Linked DNA regions of Homo sapiens: regions 1 and 2 are each linked to region 3. Evidence: read pairs that join two places in POLR2A ChIA-PET (ENCODE). Cell type or tissue: CD4-positive, alpha-beta T cell. All regions are shown on one strand. Each heading gives the region's core, and the rest is flanking DNA. Links, peaks and the distances in the headings are about the cores only. Region 1 overlaps LOC105371767 (a long non-coding RNA gene). Region 2 overlaps LOC105371775 (a long non-coding RNA gene). Region 3 has its middle 37 kb from the start of CCR7.

Region 1 (5,828 bases), core at 607-5,606, 1.6 Mb before region 3:
GAGACAGTGAAAGCAATCTGACCTAACCAACTCCATCTTGCTTCTAACCTCCAAGCTGTCTTTGTTCATTCCTAGGAGTAGGCCAAACTAAATTTGGGAGGAGCTTAAATTTATAGTTTTACTTTGAAACAAAGATGATAACAGCTCATTCCCCTAAACAAACCCCCTTCTTGCCTGGGGACCAGACTGCCTTTGTAGGACTAACAAATTAGCCGAAAGATTAGAAATTATGGTTTAGGAGCCAGGCAGCTGGAGGCTACAAGATTCTAACCCTCCCCAAATTGCTCCTGGGGACAACATCACTATTGTAAGAAGTAAGATCAGATATTTTACAGATTCTGCACTTGATGGATCAGCTGGCATCACCCAGATCAATAAACTGGCTCATGTGATCTTGTGGACCCACTCAGGAACTGACTCTGGAAGAGGACAGCTTTAACTCCCTATGATTTCATCTTCGACCCAATGAGTCAGCACTTCCGACTCACTGGCCCCTCCACCCACCAAATTATCCTTGAAAACTCTGATCCCTGAATGCTCAGGGAGACTGATTTGAGAAATAATAAAACTCTGGTCTCCCACACAGCTGGCTCTGTGTGAATTACTGTCTCTATTGCAGTTCCCGTCTTGACTAACGGGCTCGGTCTAGGCAGCAGGCAAGGTGAACTCGTTGGGCTGTTCCTGGCTGATAACTCCCAGAGCCCTTCTTACAGTCTTGTTAGAACATTGGGTATGTTAGGCCTCAGGGGCAGGCCTCTGACCTTCTCCTGCCCTCCTTTCACCTGAATGTTCCCCTGATTTCATGACTATGAGTCTGAAGACCACACCCTGGGGGAAGGAATGCTGACATCGTGAAGCTTCCATAAAAACCCAAGAGGCCAGGCTTGGTGGCTCACGCCTCTAATCTCAGCATTTTGGGAGGCCAAGGCAGGAGGACTGCTTGAGGCCAGGAGTTTGGGACCAGCCTGGGCAAAGTGGCAAAATTCCATTTCTACTAAAAATACAAAAAAGTAACTGGGCCTGGTGGTGCACTCCTGTAGTCCCAGCCACTCAGGAGGCTGAGGTGGGAGGATTGCTTGAGCCTGGGAGGTGGAAGTTGCAGTGAGCCGAGATTGCGTCACTACACTGAAGCCTGGGTGACAGAGCAAGACCTTGTCTCAAAAACAAAACAAAACAAGCCCCAAGAGGACAGGGCCCAGTGAGCTTCTGGATAGCTGAACACTGGAGCTTCCTGGAGGGTGATGGGCCCAGGGGGCGCGTGGAAGCTCCGTACCCCTTCCCCCACACCTCACCCTACATGTCTCTTAGATGGGATACTTCCCTCAACCCCCTTCGCGAGTGGGAACTGGAGTGGCTTGTTGCACTCAGCCTGTCACTGACCACTCCTCATGGGAGGGAAAGTGTGAGTGAATAAGTGTGGGAACCCGAGGGGACAAATGCTGGAACCGGCCATTCGCTCCTCTCTGGCTGCATCAGGTTCTGTGTGGGCCCCGCACAGCGTCCAAGCATGTTACAACCAATGCTCTTTCAGTTCTGCTGTCCAGGGCTGGTCGAGTGCCAACTAGCTCAGTGGAGGGTCAGAGTGGGAGCCCCTGCCCTCTCGGCACCCAGATTCTTGTCCAGCATCCAGGAAGAATAAGCTCACATGAACTGTTTGAAATGTGATGAATGGCCGGGCGCAGTGGCTCACGCCTGTAATCCTAGCACTTTGGGAGGCTGAGGTGGGCAGATCGCTTGAGGTTAGGAGTTTGAGACCAGCCTGGCCAACATGGTGAAACCTCGCCTCTACTAAAAATACAAAAATTAGCCAGGTGTGGTGGCGCGTGCCTGTAGTCCTAGCTACTCTGGAGGCTGAGGCACAAGAATCACTTGAACCCGGGACGCGGAGGTTGCAGTGAGCCGATGTCGTGCCATTGCACTCCAGCCTGAGAGACAGAGTGAGACTCCGTCTCAAAAAAAAAGAAGTGATGAATGCGGAAGACTTTATTGAGTGGTGAGTGACTCTCAGTGGAAAGGGAGGCTGGAAAAGGGATGGGAAGGTGATCTTTCCCTGAAGCCTGGCCGTCTCCAGCTGGGCCCCTCTCAGAAGCTGCACCATCTGAAGTTAGCTGCATCTATCCGTAGTCTCCGATGCTCAGTTGCTTCTCTGGTCACAGCTCACATGCTTGTATCCTGACCCTCAGCCACTTGTGTTGCTGTGCCAGCTGAAGTCTTTTATGGGAACAGGATAGGGGCGGGGCAGGCCAAAAAAGGCAACGTTTGGGTGGAAGAATGGGTTCAGCTGTTTTCACCTAGGGCCATGGTTCCAGGCTTAAGGGTGGGGTTTAGTTGGGAGCCCAGCCCTTCTGTATCATCTTCATCTGTATCCTTTGTAATATCCTTCTAATAAACCAGTACATGTAAGTGTCTCCCTGAGTTCTGTGAACTGATTCAGCAAATTAATTGAACCCAAAGAGGGGTCATGGGAAGCCTAACTTGAAGCCTGTTGGCCAGAAGTTCTGGAGGCCTGGACTTGCGACTGGTGTGGGAGTGGGGCAGTCTTGGACACTGAGCCCCCAGCCTGTGGGATCTGACACTATCTCCATGTAGATAGTGTCAGAACAGAATTAGAGGACACCCAGCTGGTGTCCAGTCCTTGGTGTGTGGAGGCAAACCTCCACACACATGGTCACAGAAGCCTTCTGTGTTGATTGTTGTGGTGTGAGAGTAGAGGAAAAACATGGTTAGAGAGAGTTTGAGCTGGGAACCGTGGATATTACCTAATCTACATCATGACACCACATCCTGCTTACCCATGGATTAGGTTCACGTGGCTCATTGCTTTCATGTGATTTCTTTTTTTCTTTTCTTTTCTTTTTTTTTTTATTTGAGACAGAGTGTCACTCTGTTGCCCAGGCTGGAGTGCACTGGTGTGATCTCGGCTCACTGCAACCTCTGCTGCCTGGGTTCAAGTGATTCTTGTGCCTCAGCCTCCCAAGTAGCTGGGATTACAGGGGCCCACAACCATGCCTAGCTAATTTTTGTATTTTTAGTAGAGATGGGGTTTCACCATGTTGGTCCGGCTGGTCTTGAACTCCTGACCTCAGGTGATCCACCCACCTCGGTCTCCCAAAGGGCTGGGATTACAGGCGTGAGCCACTGCGCCAGCCTCTTGTGATTTCATCTTGCCTCACTGACTCCACAGTAAGCACTGTAAGTGCGACTAGTTCTTGTTTTCTGTATTTTCAGAACTGCTTTCCTGGGCCCAGGATAAGTGCCCAAGAAGCGTGTTTGGACTGACATCCTTGGGAATCCAACAATGGTTAAAGATAACCACTTCCTTTCTACCTGCTGATGTGGAGCACATATGAGGCGCTAAGCACCGCCTGCACCAGGCGAGCCATTCAGTAAATGTTAGCTCTTATTGTTCTCTTATTGGTGGTGGGCAGAGTTGAAGTTCTGATGAGATCTTCTCAGAAGGGTTACATTGCAGGGGGGCCTTGGAAAATCATTCAGGGCTCTGAGATTCAGTTTCCTTCATCCCTGAAATGGGATGCGAATTCCCCCCTTGCCAACCTCAAAGAACTAGTAGGATGGTGCAAAAGTAATTGTGGTTTTTGCCATTAAAAGCAATAGCAAAACTGCATTACTTTTGTACCACCATGCCCAGCTCATTTTTTGTATTTATTATTATTATTTTTTTTCCGAGACGGAATTTCACTCTTGTTGCCCAAGCTGGAGTGCAATGGCGTGATCTCGGCTCACTGCAACCTCTGCCTCCAGGGTTCAAGCGATTCTCCTGCCTCAGCCTCCCGAGTAGCTGGGATTACAGGCACCCACCAACACACCCGGCTAAATTTTTTTTAATTTTTACTAGAGACGGGGTTTCACCATGTTGGCCAGACTGCTCTCGAACTCCTGACCTCAGGTGATACACCCACCTCAGCCTCCCAAAGTGCTGGGATTTCAGGCGTGAGCTACCACGGCCAGCCTAATTTTTTGTATTTTAATATGATGATCAGATGAGATATTCTGAGAAAGTGTTTAGAAAACTAAGGGGATCCATCAATCTAAAGTATCATTAAACTTGCACTGAGCTCAGCATCATGCTTGGGCTTGGGCAGGGGGAGAGACCGCAGCGGGTGCCGGGACGGCCCCATCTCTGCATGCGCTCTGCTTGCCCTGCCTTTAAGACTTGAACGTGTGAAAGTGCCTTGAAAGCTGTAAAGTCCTATCCAAGGGATCCTTTTATGATGAGCAGGGGTGGAGGCGGGAGTGGGAGTATCAGCTATGCCAGACTGACGAGGAGCTTTGTTTTACTAGAGTGCAGGAAATACAACTGGTGCAAGAGACCTGCATTCATCCAGGTTCTTGTAATTGCTGGGTGTCAAATCCACACAGTTGCTTGAAAAGAAGAAACCAAGATGGAAGTAACAGAAACCACAGAGGTGGTTATGTCTTTTAATAATCAGACCCAAGGAGGAGAACTGAGAGAAAGCTTGAAGGAAACCTGCAGGAGCTTGTCTGCTTCTCTAAGGTCTCAAAGGCAGAACTACTTCCTCAAAAGGCCTTTTGGTAAATCACCATAAACAAAGGAAAGCGGAAATTCCTTTAAGCTTTTTGGTGCTTGATTCTAATCCACCCTGAGCCATGGTCCCAGGCCTCCTACGCTCCTTGCTCCTCCGATGTTTATATGACAGAAAGTTATTTTCCCCAGAAACTGACAATCTGGATTGCAAAGACCAGGCCAGGAAGGAATTTATTCCAGAAACACTTGCAGTGTCTGGCACTTTGCTCCCCATTTCCTCATTTTGTGTTGTTTGTTTATGCAGTGGAACTGCCTATGAGTCATATATTTGGGTGCTGAGGATGAAGAGTTAATTTGGATGAAGAGTTAATCCAGAGCAAGGTCACAACTCTCTTGAATTCTATGAAGGCTGAGAGGGGTGATGAAGCTTCAGAAGAAAAGTTTGAAGCTCGCAGAGGTTGGCTGAAGGAATGAAGCTGTCTCTGTAACATAAAGGTGTAAGGTGAAGCAGCAAGTGCTGATGGAGAAGCTGCAGCAAGTTGTCGAGAGATCTAGCTCAGATCACTGATGAAGGTGGCTACGCTCAACAACAGATTTTCAATGTGGATGAAACAACCTTCTATTGGAAGAAGATGCCAGCTAGGACTTTCATAACTAGAGAGAAGTCAATGCCTGGCTTCAAGGGATAGGCTGACCCTCTTGATAGGGGCAAATGCAGCTGGTGACTTTATAGTCTTTTACCTTTCTAGAAATCCTAGGGCCCTTAATAATCATGCTAAATTTACTCTGCCTGTGTTCTATAAATGGAACAACAAAGCCTGGATGTCAGCACATATTTATAGCATGGCTTAGCAAATATTTTAAGTTTACTGTTGAGACCTACTGCTTAGAAAAAAAGATTCTTTAAAAAATATTACTGCTCATTGACAATGCACTTGGTCATCCAAGAGCTCTGACGGAAATGTACAAGGAGATCAATGTTGTTTTCATGCCTGCTAACACAACATCTGTTCTACAGCCCATGGATCAAGGTGTAATTTCCACTTTCAAATCTTATTATTTCAGAAGTTCATTCTGTAAGGCTATTGCTGACATAGATGGTGCTTCCTCTTGGGTGGGCGCGGTGGCTCACGCCTGTAATCCCAGCACTTTGGGAGGCCGAGGCAGGCAGATCACGAGGTCAGGAAATCAAGACCATCCTGGCTAACATGGTGAAACCCCGTCTCTACTAAAAATACAAAAATTAGCTGGGCGTGGTGGTGAGTGCCTGTAATCCCAACTACTTGGGAGGCCGTGGCAGGAGAATTGCTTGAACCCAGGA
Region 2 (5,828 bases), core at 556-5,555, 72 kb after region 3:
CACTGCTGGATCACCACTTTCTAGCTCTGTGCCTAGCACAGAGAAGGCAGGCAATAAACAAGCGCCAAATGAATAACGTTTCTTTAGGACATTTTGTGTGGGCCCTGAGTCCTCTTCATTCTAAGACTAGACTGAAGGAACACATTGCTTTTGTTTCATCCTCCCCTGAGACAATGAGCACAGATTAATTTATTTGCCTGAAGAAGGTAAAGGAAATGAATTACCAGAAGGATGGTAAGTGGCTCAAAAACACTATAGTCCCCAAATTTGTAGTGTTTACAAACACAAGCAAATCAGACAGGCACCCATCATTCATCTTGGTGAATTTTTATGGAGTGATTTCCTGGGAGTTTGGAATTAAACTCTGGGAGAAATAACATCTTTTCTAACCTGTTTGTCCTTAACAAATGTGGCACACTCAAGAATTTGAGTTTTGCTTTGAAGAGGAAAAAATATTAAAAAGGAAAATAATGGATTATTTTTATGTAATGCATTTGGGCACATACATTTCACCCTGTAAATCAATCTTGTACACAAGGATGTCAAACTCAAGCCATTTAATGTTTTTCCTGTCCTGCACATAAATGTTGTGATCTGTTTTTATTCTAAAAAGTATAAAAGATAGAATGATGGCAATGTAAGTTTATATTAAGTGTTTTTTTCCTTCCAGGAAGTTGTAAATATGAATCTGTTTTCTTCAGCTAGACAGAACACTCCAATTGATCTTTTATAATCCCAAAGAGCTTGGGTATTATTTTATTTATGAAGCATAATTTCTTTAGCAGCTTAGGATTTTGTGACTCCCTCTTCTTAATCAAGCATGCATTTTCATAGGATTATAAAGGCATAATTAGTCAGCAAATAAAGGCTTTTTTTTAAAACTTAAAAAATTGCTATAAATGACAGGGCTTTACTGGCTTATATCCTTTTTGTTATATTATTGATTTTTCTACTCATAGGAGCAGGCCTCTACGTGATATCATTTAATCTTTTGTTTTATATATAAGTTAAGACTATAATTAGACGATAAAGAGTTTTGTGTGGGAATATGTTTGTCAGCATTTTTTAGCATGTTTTCAGAGTATGTGAGAGATGCTTACATGCCTTTCTATACACACTGAACATGCATTTCACATGAACTGATTAAGCAGAGTACATTATACATGCAATCTTAGTCCTGGCAGATGCTCACTTCATTCTTTGCTGCTGTAACTCAAGGGCAAAAAGCAGGGCAGTTTTGCCAATCAAGGACTTTGCCATTGGGTCCTATTTTCTCTGGCATCTTCCAGATACTTCCAGGTGCTTCTCCTTCTTACCTTGTTTTTTGAGGCCCAATACACACAGATGGTCAAAATGAGCTTTACTAGATAGAGGGTGAGCTCATTTTAGAACACCCAGTTTATACAATTTTGGTGTATTACAATTCATGATTTTTTTCTAGCTTAGCAGACTATAGGCATCTTCCAAAACTATTCAGAATTTTCTCCATTCCTTTTTTATCTGGAGTGCGTTAAGTCCCAATCTTTGAAGTCATAGTTGTAGGTTGAAACTGTGCTCCCATCTACTCACTTGAGCTACAATATTTACGTCTCCTTTCAAATCTCTAGAAGGGAGGTCTTTGTTGGGTTCTAAGTACATTGTCTTCACCAATTTGACAGGTGTTCCCTTAGCTCTTCCTGTCTTTGAAATATTGATTTTTCTAAACCTGCTTTCTATAACTTACGACATTGGCCCTGCTGTCTTCTATTCTGTGTCCTGATACTCTAGTCTTAGTCATTTCTCTGCATCTTAGTTTATTCTAGACAATTTATTTCCTTGCACTTGCATTTATCCTTTCTTGCTTTTTTTTTTCTTTTTTTTTTTTTTTTCCGTAGATGGAGTCTTGCTCTGTCGCCCAGGCTGGATGGAGTGCAGTGGTGTGATCTTGGTTCACTGCAACCTCTGTCTCCTGGGTTCAAGTGATTCTCCTGCCTCAGCCTCCCGAGTAGTTGGGACTACAGGTGCCCGCCACCATGCCCAGGTAATTTTTGTATTTTTAGTAGAGATGGGGTTTTGCCATGTTGGCCAGGCTGGTCTCAAACTCCTGACCTCAGGTGATCTGCCACCTTGGTCTCCTAAAGTGCTGGGATTACAGGCGTGAGCCACTGCGCCTGGCCTCTTGAATTTTCCCTCTGTTGTCTTTTCTCTTTTTGAAAATTTTTATTTTGTTTAAAAAAATTTCTACTTAGGTCATTCTCACAGGCTTTCTGCCCTGCATATCAATTTTTAGCACCCTGACAGTATTCCCTGGACCCTCACCCCTTAACATTGCCCAAATCTTCCCAGGAATGCAGCTGTGAGCTTTCTTCTCCTCAGCCCAGACTGTACAGCATTCTGGACTTTATGATGTTCCATAGCCATTATTCAGTGGTTTATAAACACATGTTTTTAGTCATTCAAAAGCCTTTTTCATTTTTAGCTAAACTTTTGAGGTAACTGTGGATTCAGTTACTGTAAGAAACAGTACAGAGCAATCCCACATATCCTTTACTGAATTTCCCCGATGGCAACAGCTTGTAAAACTAGAGGACCATATCACAACCAGGGTATTCACACCAATGCAGTCAAGATACAGAACATTTCCATTGCAACAATGAGCTCAAGGAAGGGCTTTCTCTCAACGTTGGCTCTGGCTCACGGTCCCTCGCACCATGAAGGACACAGAAGGAACCAGACCCTGACCCTGCCGCACTGCTCCAATTCAGGGTAGAATTGCGAAGTGCCACAAGTAAGGCATCTCTGAAGAGGAAGTAATTGCCTTTTTTTTTTTTTTCCTGAGGGGATCAGAGAAGGCAAATAAAGGCAAACATAAATTAAAAATAAGAGACTTAATTCTTCCTGTTAAAAATAAGGGAAAAGACACCCCTGTACTCCCCTTTCTTCGAGCATTTACTTTAGAAAACTTGTAAATTCTTTCGCTGTCTCTTTGAAATGTGAGTAAATCTTTTAAAAAGTAAAATAAATCTTTTGCCAACTTTACAACCAAGGAATGCCTTTCTCAAGACTGGGAATCAAGCCTTTTGAGCGTGACCATCCAAGGAAATAAACACCCCTGTGTCCCAGGTTCTGTGGGAGGGCAGGACCTAATTTCGGCAGGCACCTTGCTCCAAAGCTACCTCCTATTATAAAGATGTGAGAAGTTTACTTTCCCTGTATATAAAGCCTATTAACTAACATAGATGGTCACCCAAATTATGGGTAAAGTTAGGATAAACCGTGTGTGACATATGGTGCTGTGAAGTCCTCTTATGTGAAGAGTAGCTGTTGTTCATCCTGAGAACATCCACGTAATGGGCTGTGTCTGCTTGGCTATATAAAGGAAGAGCTATCTTTCTGTCTTTGCAGTCTCTTAGTGGATTGCTTGTGACGGGCATCACATTCTGTTTTAACGCTTATTCAATAGTAAAATGATTTTCTTTCTCGTTTACCTTGGTGGAGAGGATTTCTAGGTTAGGAGATTTTTTTACTATTTTTTATTTTTTTTGAGACGGAGTCTCACTCTGTCTCCCAGGCTGGAGTGCAGTGGTGCGATCTTGGCTCACTGCAACCTCCGCCTCTTGGGTTCAAGCGATTCTCCTGCCTCAGCCTCCTGAGTAGCTGGGACTACAGGGGCCCACCATCACACCCGACTAATTTTCTTTTCTTTTCTTTTCTTTTTTTTTTTGAGACGGAGTCTCGCTCTGTCGCCCAGGCTGGAGTGCAGTGGCGCAATCTCGGCTCACTGCAAGCTCTGCCTCCCAGGTTCACGCCATTCTCCCGCCTCAGCCTCCCGAGTAGCTGGGACTACAGGCGCCCGCCACCACGCCTAATTTTTGTATTTTTAGTAGAGACGGGGTTTCACCATGTTGGCCAGACTGGATATTTTGTTTTTAATTGTATTTCCATAGCAGATTTCATGGAGGAGGTAGCGTCTGACCTTGGCTATGAAGGATGCTGCATACATATGTTATAGGCAATTTATTTTAAGATATGTAACATTTCTCATTTGTAGTTTAACCCACACATGGGACCCTGTTTTAGACAGGTGGCAGGGGGTCTGCCTGGAAATTAATTTTAAAAAATCCAAGTGAAATTCACGCAACGTAAAATTAACCATTAAAAAATGTACAGTTCATTGGCATTTAGTACACTCACCATGTTGTGTAACTAACACCTCTGTGTAGCTTCAAGCTATTTTCATCACCCCCAAAGAAAACCCAACCCATGAAGCAATCATTTCCTATCCTCCCATTCCCCCAGCCCCTTCAAACCACCAATTTGCTCTCTGTGGATAGCAGCACTATTCATCATAGCCAAAAGGGGGAAGCAACCCAAGTTTCCATCAATGGGTAAATGGACAAGCAAATATGTGCTACGTACATACAATGCAATGTTATTAAGCCATAATAGGGAGTAAAGTACTGATGCATCCTAAAAGGTGGACAAACCTTGAAAACATTACACTAAATGCAAGCCGGACCCCAAAGGTCACGTCTTATATACTTCTACTTATATGAAATATCCAGAATAGGTAAAAAAAAAATTGTTTTTTGGAGGGTACATTTTAGCACATTTGGGAAGACATTTATATGGTAGACTTTGAACCCTTATGGGGGATGGTGTGGAGTGTTTTCTGGGAAACAGAATTAGTAAAGTGGAAGAGGCAGGAAATAGAAAACTTAAGGGGTGGCCGATGACAGAGGAAGCAAGAGTTTACAGAAATCCCTCCTCCTGGCTTTCAACGCCCACCCTACCTGAGCAAGCTTGTGTCTCAGTGTGAAGTTTCTCTGACAACAGGGACTGGTCCCTGTCCAGTCTTGGATATATGCCCTGCACAACTCTTGTAATAGTAACAGTCTAGTCCTCAGAATCAAACATTTAGTTTAACTTTACGTGTTTGAAATGCCTTGAATGCAGGACCCCGCTTTAGTTTTCCATTTTCACCCACTCTGGTAGCCTCCCTAGAAAGACTGCGTGGACAGCTTGAGGACACCTGTGCAGATCATGATCAAAGGGACCACGTAGTTCTAGTTTTTAAATAAAGTTCACGTATCTTTTTGTATTATTTTTGCTAATTATTTGCCTTTACCCAACGGCTTGAATGATTGAACTCTATTTTCAGGCTTAAATATTCCCTCTGCACTGCTGCAACTGGCCGGATAAATGTGCCTACTCCAGCAGCAAGCTCTCCACATCCCGTCCCCCTTTCTGTCTCCTCCTTACTTCATGCCCCCACTGCCTCCTTAGTTTTCAGCTGCCAGTGCAAAGCACCCCAGCTTTCTCTAGGCTGTGCTCTGCTCCCTGACAGCTGCTGTTCTCTCCCCATCCCTCTCTTCTTCCCTTGCTTTCAACTTCCCAGCCAGTCTGAGTATTTGAGCACCTTCCAGCTGCTTCACTGTTGTGTCATGCCGGGGGCCATGTTGCACAGCCGCGGCACACATGTATATCCACGGGGACTCCTTTCTGAGCCTACTGGGTGCATAGAAACTGGTGTTCCAGAAGTGTACAGTTGAGTTTTTGACAAAGAGAAATTTTACAAACAAAATTGTGGCTGTACAAATTTTTTTTTAAAATTATATTTTCCCATTGGCTTCACAGAAGAGATAGCACCTGACCTTGGCTATTAAATGCACAGTATTTAAAATATATGGATTAACAAAATTTTATTTGCTCACACCTTTAAGTGGGGTTAAATATACTTGGTAATTGTTTTCTTCTTAACCAGATTGTCCTTAAGGGCAAAGAGTGCGTGTCTTACATTTCTTTAAAATTTGCCCCATTTCCGTCGTCCCACCAGCCCCTTAGACTTA
Region 3 (5,828 bases), core at 257-5,256:
ACCTAACTTTTCACTATTCATACCATCCATGTCTTATAGGCCCAGGGAGATGAAAAAGTGAGTTTACCCAAGGGAATTCACAAGGGCCTAAGTAGAAGAGCCAGGATTTGAACTGGCTGCCCCTTTCTCTCTATGGGGCTGGCATTGGCCATCCTAATAATGGGGGAAAAGTTGGGTTAACGACCAGCGGCCTGGGGAATTCAGGTCACCTTGATGTTTGCCCTATGGTCTTGAGTTTTGCAACTTAAAAAAACAAAAAACAAAAAACTATACACACACACACACACACACACACATTATCTATCTACCTCTATTTTTTTAAGACAAGGTCTTGCTTTGTCACCTAGGCTGGAGTGCAGTGGCACGAGCACAGCTCACTGCAGCCCTGACTTCCCATGTTCAATTGATCCTCCCACCTCAGCCTCCCAAGTAGCTGGGACTACCAGCACATGCCACCACACCTGGCTAATTTTTTTATTTTTTGTAGAGGCAGGGTTTCATTATATTGCCCAGGCTGGTAAATGGACATATTGACATTACAAGTCGATGTTGTTTTTATAGAAGGAGCAAATAATGCAAAAGGGACCAACTCATCAGTGAAAACATATCATACCATGCTTGGTGTTTGCCTTGGCTAGAAGTCTCTGGAGGTGAATTTATGGAGAATGCATTCAAGCTGCCTCCCATTCCCACTATATAGATAACGAGAGGAAGGGGTTTAAGCTGCAATAGGAGGCTGTTGGAGAGACTCAAGGAGAAGCTTCCTGACCGTAGACGGTTGATAAATATAGGAGCCACTGGAGGGTGGAAGCAATAACTTTCCAATCCCCCGAGCCTTCCAGCATTTTTTGGTGTTTGCCAAATATCATCACCTCCTACCTCTCACCAGCGCCTGGACTCAACCTTTCTAGAGCCAGCTCAAATGCCACCCCTTCAGACTTCCCAGCATTGCTGTGAGGAATCGTGGGCTTTTCTTTCCTGCTCCCAGTGTGACTTTGGTACCTTTATTTAGCATCTATATTGTCCTCCCTTGACTTAAAGCCAAGTTGTTAATTCTCCCCTTTCTTGAGTTCTTAGAGGGCAGGGATGCATTCCATTCATCTTTATCACCAACACCTAAGGTGACACCTGGCACATAGTCAGTGCTCGTTAAAGGTGTGCTGAACTTTGAAACGAAGGGTTGCCTGTTGGTGGTTGAAAACATTTTTTTTTCGAACCTTGTTAAGTTTGAAAAGTTCAATCCCCAGTGCCAACATGCATATAAATATAGGTGCTTTCATGCTCTGTTGATGGGAATGTGAACTGGTTCAACTTTTCTGGAGAGTCATTTGGTAAACATTTAGGAGAAGTCTTAGAATTTTCTATGCCTTTTGACTGAATTCTTTTTTTTTTCTTTTCTCCTAAGGAGTTAGTGAATGGCTTTTCATAAAGACATTGTATTTTTTCATAGCAATGTTTTTAAAAATTATAGCAAAAATGGGGCCAATATTAATATGAATTTGGATAAATAGTGGTTTATATGCAATAGAATGTCATGTAGCCATTACAATTGATGATATATTTGTTAATCAAATAAGTAAAGTGACAAAAACATTACAAAATAGGAAGCATAGTAGGATTTCAATTTTGAAGGAAAATAAGGCTCTATCCATGGAAAAATGCCTTGAAGGATATACGTCTAAGTGTTTCAACCCTTTTTCTCTAGGTGGTGGGATTTTAGGGGATTTTGACTTTCTTCTGTTCATTTCTCTGAGTTTTCTCAATTTTCTCCCATGTGTTACAACGAACATGCATTACATTTAGAACATAGAAAAACATTTTCCAGCATCTTGAGTTGATTCTCTAAGTAAATTCCTTGCTCCTTAAATTCTGAAAACTGTAGAGACCAGATCAACGTGTAGGATGTCAGAGGTGGAAAAGCTGTGGGAAGTCCTTTGGGCCAGAGTTTTGCAAAACTGGCTGTGCGTGAGAATCACACGTGGGGCTTTCAGAACTCTGGCTCTGCCCATACCCAGTGGCAATAAATCAAAGTCACCAGGGATGGCTGCAGGCGTCAGAGTGGTTTAAAGCTCCCAGGTGATTCTAATATGCAGCCTAGTTTGAGAACCCTGCTTTTGAGTTGTGCTGTCTAACAGTAGCCACTAGCCACACGTGGCTATTTAAATTATGCAACACTAAATAAAAAATTCAGTTCCTTAGTCAAAGTAGCCACTTTTTTCTTTCTTTTTTTTCTTTTTTTTTTCTTGAGACAGAGTGTCACTCTGTCACTCAGGCTGGAGTGCAATGGTGCGATCTTGGCTCACTGCAACCTCTGTCTCCCGGGTTCAAACAATTCTCCTGCCTCAGCCTCCCAAGTAGCTGGGACTACAGGCACCCGCCACCATGCTCGCAAAGTAGCCACATTTTAAGCACTCAGTAGTCACATGTGTGGTTAGTGGCACTATATTGGGCAGTGCAAGTTAAGATCTACCTCTCACATTTCAGGAGAGGGCTGGGCATGGTGGCTCATGCCTGCAGTCCCATCACTTTGGGAGGCTGAGGCAGGAGGGTTGCTTGAGCACAGGCATTTGAGACCAGCCTGAGCAACATGGTGAGACCCCTATCTCTACAAAAAAAAAAAAAAATTAGTCAGGCATGGTGGCACGCACCTGTAGTCCCAGCTACTTGGTAGGCTAGGGTGAGAGGATCGCTTGAGCTGGGGAGGTCAGGGCCGTAGTGAACCATGATCATGCCGCTTGCGCTTCAGCCTGGGCAACCAAGTGAGATTCTGTTTCAAAAAAATTTTTTTCTTTTTTTTTCAGGAAAGGCTTTTGCAGGTGGGTGCCCTCCTTCTAGCAGGCCTGAGGCTCAGGGAAGGGGCAGGCCTCTGTTCTTGCCTGTTTTAGGGCGGTGGAAAAGACCTCACTCGGCCGTCAGGAGAGTAATCTTGTGCCTAGAAAGTTCTTTCTGCTTTCTCGTGTCTACCCCATCCTCCTCCCTGAGCATGGTGAAGCTCAGTGCAGCATGTTTATTTTCAAAGGCTTGACAGGCCCAGGCCCTTCCTATCTGTTCAGCCTGGTCCAGGCCACCAGGCAAGCTGTTTACAAGGGATCCAAGTGCTCGGTGGAGAGCAGAACAGGCCGAGAGTGTTTTCCACGGCTGCCGAGAAAGATGAGCGAGTGGAGGCAGAATAACAAAAAGCCACTTCAAAAACACACCAGAAAAAGTCACAAAGCAGAGACAATCAGAGGTTTGAGACACACACACCCCCAAAACCCTGACAAGAGAGCGAAAACAAGTCATGAGGGAGCCTCTGATGGTTTCAAGACAGTCGCGGTTGCTGATTGAGAACAGGCCTGTCCCAGCAGTTCTCAGAGGAGTCGGGAGCTGCGGCTGTGGGGGGTCAGAAACTTCACCTGAGTTCTGAGAATTGTGGTGGGACAGTCCCTGAGGGCTCCGTCTCTCTGGGAAGATGGTGGGGGGCGGGTGAGAATGGCAGGCCCATGCTGGCTGGGTGAGAGTGTGAGGCTGTTCCAGCCTAGAGACTGGCCACCGGTCAGGAAGCAGAGTCCCACCTGGCCCCAGGCTTCTGGCACCTACTGCCTGAGAGCGTGAGGCCTCTATGGCCATAGTCCACCTGGGAATTCAAAGGCGTAAGGCCACCTGCATCTAGGAAGCTCCTTCTTTGGGATCTGAGCTGAGGACCCAACAGTGAAGAAGCCAAGCCAGAAGGGAAACGCTGGTGCTCCGCTCCACCTTGCCCCATTTTGCAGTGAAGTCCAGTGAAGAGAGCCCTGGGGGTGGAGCACTGGAGCTCAGGTCCCAGGCACTATCACTCCCTTGCTGTGTGACCTTGGGCAGGTCAGTTTACCCCTTTGGACTTTAGTTTCTTGACCTGCAAATTGGAGGGTTGGTCTAGATGAATGGCTTTCAACCCTGGCTGAATATTGGAATCACCTGGTGAGCTACAAAAATCAACATGATGCCAGTTGTTCTGGGATACACCCTGGGCATCAGCATTTTTAAAAGCTCTTCAGATGATCCCAGGCCAGGTGTGGTGGCTCACGCCTGTAATCCCAGCATTTTGGGAGGCTGAGGCGGGCGGATCATCTGAGGTCAGTTCGAGACCAGCCTGGCCAACATGGTGAAACCCTGTCTCTACTAAAAATACTAAAATTAGCCGGGTTTGGTGGCATATGCCTGTGCACGAGAATCACTTGAACCCAGGAAGCAGAGGTTGCAGTGAGCGGAGACCGTGCCACTGCACTCCAGCCTGGGTGACAGAGTGAGACCCCGTCTCAAAAAACAAAACAAAACAAAAAAAGAACCATTAGTCTGCCTAATGCTTATCAAAATTTAGAGTGCACAGGAGTCTTGTAAAAATTCGAGTGGAATTCAGAAAGTCTAGCATAGAGTCTGAGATTCCACATTTCCAACAAGCTCCCAGGCGATGTCCATGGACCACACCTTGAGTAGCAGCAAGTCTGTGTTGAATGTCCCCTTCCCTTGAACTTGCAAGTTGGATCCAAGCTCCAATCTACTCAGTCTGCTACTGTTCTTGTTTTGGTAGCTGGCTGTAGTTGCCTATTTCTGCCAATCTGCCAATAACATCATTGTTTCTAAGTTCTTTCTTTCCCCCCACCCTCTCTCACAAGAATTGTTTAAATCCTCACTCATCATTTGAATTCTAATGAGATGCTGTGGATTGAATCAAATAGGGATCTTCCCTTCAAGGGCAGTAAATAAGAGACAGAGCCAGGCTGTGATGTGAGTTCAAAATGGGGCAGAGGTCATTTTTAGCTGAGAGGATTGGAAGGGATCTACGTGGCTGATAATAACAGTGTACCACTGTCCAAGTGCTTTGTACTAGTTGTCTCATTTTATCCTCAAAACAACCCTACAGGTAAGCACTGGGAACGTTCCCCAGTTTACACACGAGGAAGCTAAAGCTTAAAGAGAAGCAGAGGTTTTTTGAAGGGGGCATAGCAAGCAAGGTGCAGCGCTGTAGCTTGAACTCAGGTGCCTGTGCTGACTTTTAGTCCACTTAGGGCATGGGTGGTATTTAAGCTGCATGCCTGACTAGACCCAACCAGACCCGATCAGACTCAGCCTTTTAGCACCAAGTCGTTTGGGCTAGGATGCGGTTTGTATGAGTTTAGTCTACCCCTCACTCACCTTCCATACCCCGACAGCCAGAAAAAGACAGGTGGTAACAGTTTCCACCTCTGGTTTCTGGGCCCAGACCTCCAGGCCTGTACACAGAGCCTGGGGCCTGGACTCACACTTTTCCCCAGTTGGCTGCCTGTCCCAGCATGGGTCTCTGCTGCCTACATCTTTGTCTGTTTGTATCATTTTATTTCCTTGGCGGGGAGCAGGCTGTGTGTCCAGGCTTTTGTAGGCTTGTCCCTTCTTAGGCACATAACCCCAAATAGTGCTTCATAGAAGGTTGCCCGAAACTACCATGATGACTGCAGATCCTAAACTCCTCAGATTCTGCTGGGTTCTTAGCTAAAATGGTATCCAACAGCCCAGCCCCATGGTTTTTCCAAGTTGACGAAACCCAGCTTGTCTCACCTTTTGATATCAGGGTTACAGGGTTGGGGTGGAGGTGAAGGGTGAGAAGGATCGGAGACCTCTGTGTTCCCCCACTAGAACTTGAGTTCCTAGAGACACGAACTTTGTCTTCTCATTTTTGAACTCCCAGTGAAGAATACAGTGCTGGGCAGAGAGATGTGTCACCGCCTTGTCAGACGAGTGCATGACAGAGACTTGGGTGCATTTTCTTTGTGCGTGGGGTGAATGGCAGTGTTGGTAGTGTGTTTGGCTTGGCTCTCACACAGGAGATTCAC

The links. ChIA-PET counts read pairs that join two places held together with the same protein. Peaks named below come from ENCODE experiments on the same cell type or tissue, not always from the same donor. Only the 100,000 strongest peaks of a DNase experiment are listed, where the experiment ranks them.
Region 1: POLR2A ChIA-PET joins it to region 3 with 7 read pairs; 1 of 35 experiments calls an interaction of 5 or more read pairs at or near these places.
Region 2: POLR2A ChIA-PET joins it to region 3 with 5 read pairs; 3 of 35 experiments call an interaction of 5 or more read pairs at or near these places.

What each region holds. Positions count from the first base shown.
Region 1 is chr17:39,014,200-39,020,027 of GRCh38, forward strand. All of the region lies in intron 1 of LOC105371767 (a long non-coding RNA gene), which reads right to left. Among named protein-coding and RNA genes, the nearest start is that of LINC02079, 10 kb to the right of the region's middle. In CD4-positive, alpha-beta T cell, for the core only: no CTCF peak of the experiment used is centred there; a DNase peak (open chromatin) is centred at 2,782; H3K27ac peaks cover 1,949 bases.
Region 2 is chr17:40,671,798-40,677,625 of GRCh38, forward strand. The region is part of intron 1 of LOC105371775 (a long non-coding RNA gene); the gene reads left to right. Among named protein-coding and RNA genes, the nearest start is that of KRT222, 9.5 kb to the left of the region's middle. In CD4-positive, alpha-beta T cell, for the core only: no CTCF peak of the experiment used is centred there; no DNase peak of the experiment used is centred there; H3K27me3 peaks cover 342 bases.
Region 3 is chr17:40,599,754-40,605,581 of GRCh38, forward strand. No RefSeq gene overlaps it. Among named protein-coding and RNA genes, the nearest start is that of CCR7, 37 kb to the left of the region's middle. RefSeq lists an enhancer at 2,984-3,243. In CD4-positive, alpha-beta T cell, for the core only: no CTCF peak of the experiment used is centred there; DNase peaks (open chromatin) are centred at 2,028 and 3,248; H3K4me3 peaks cover 1,288 bases; H3K27ac peaks cover 4,778 bases.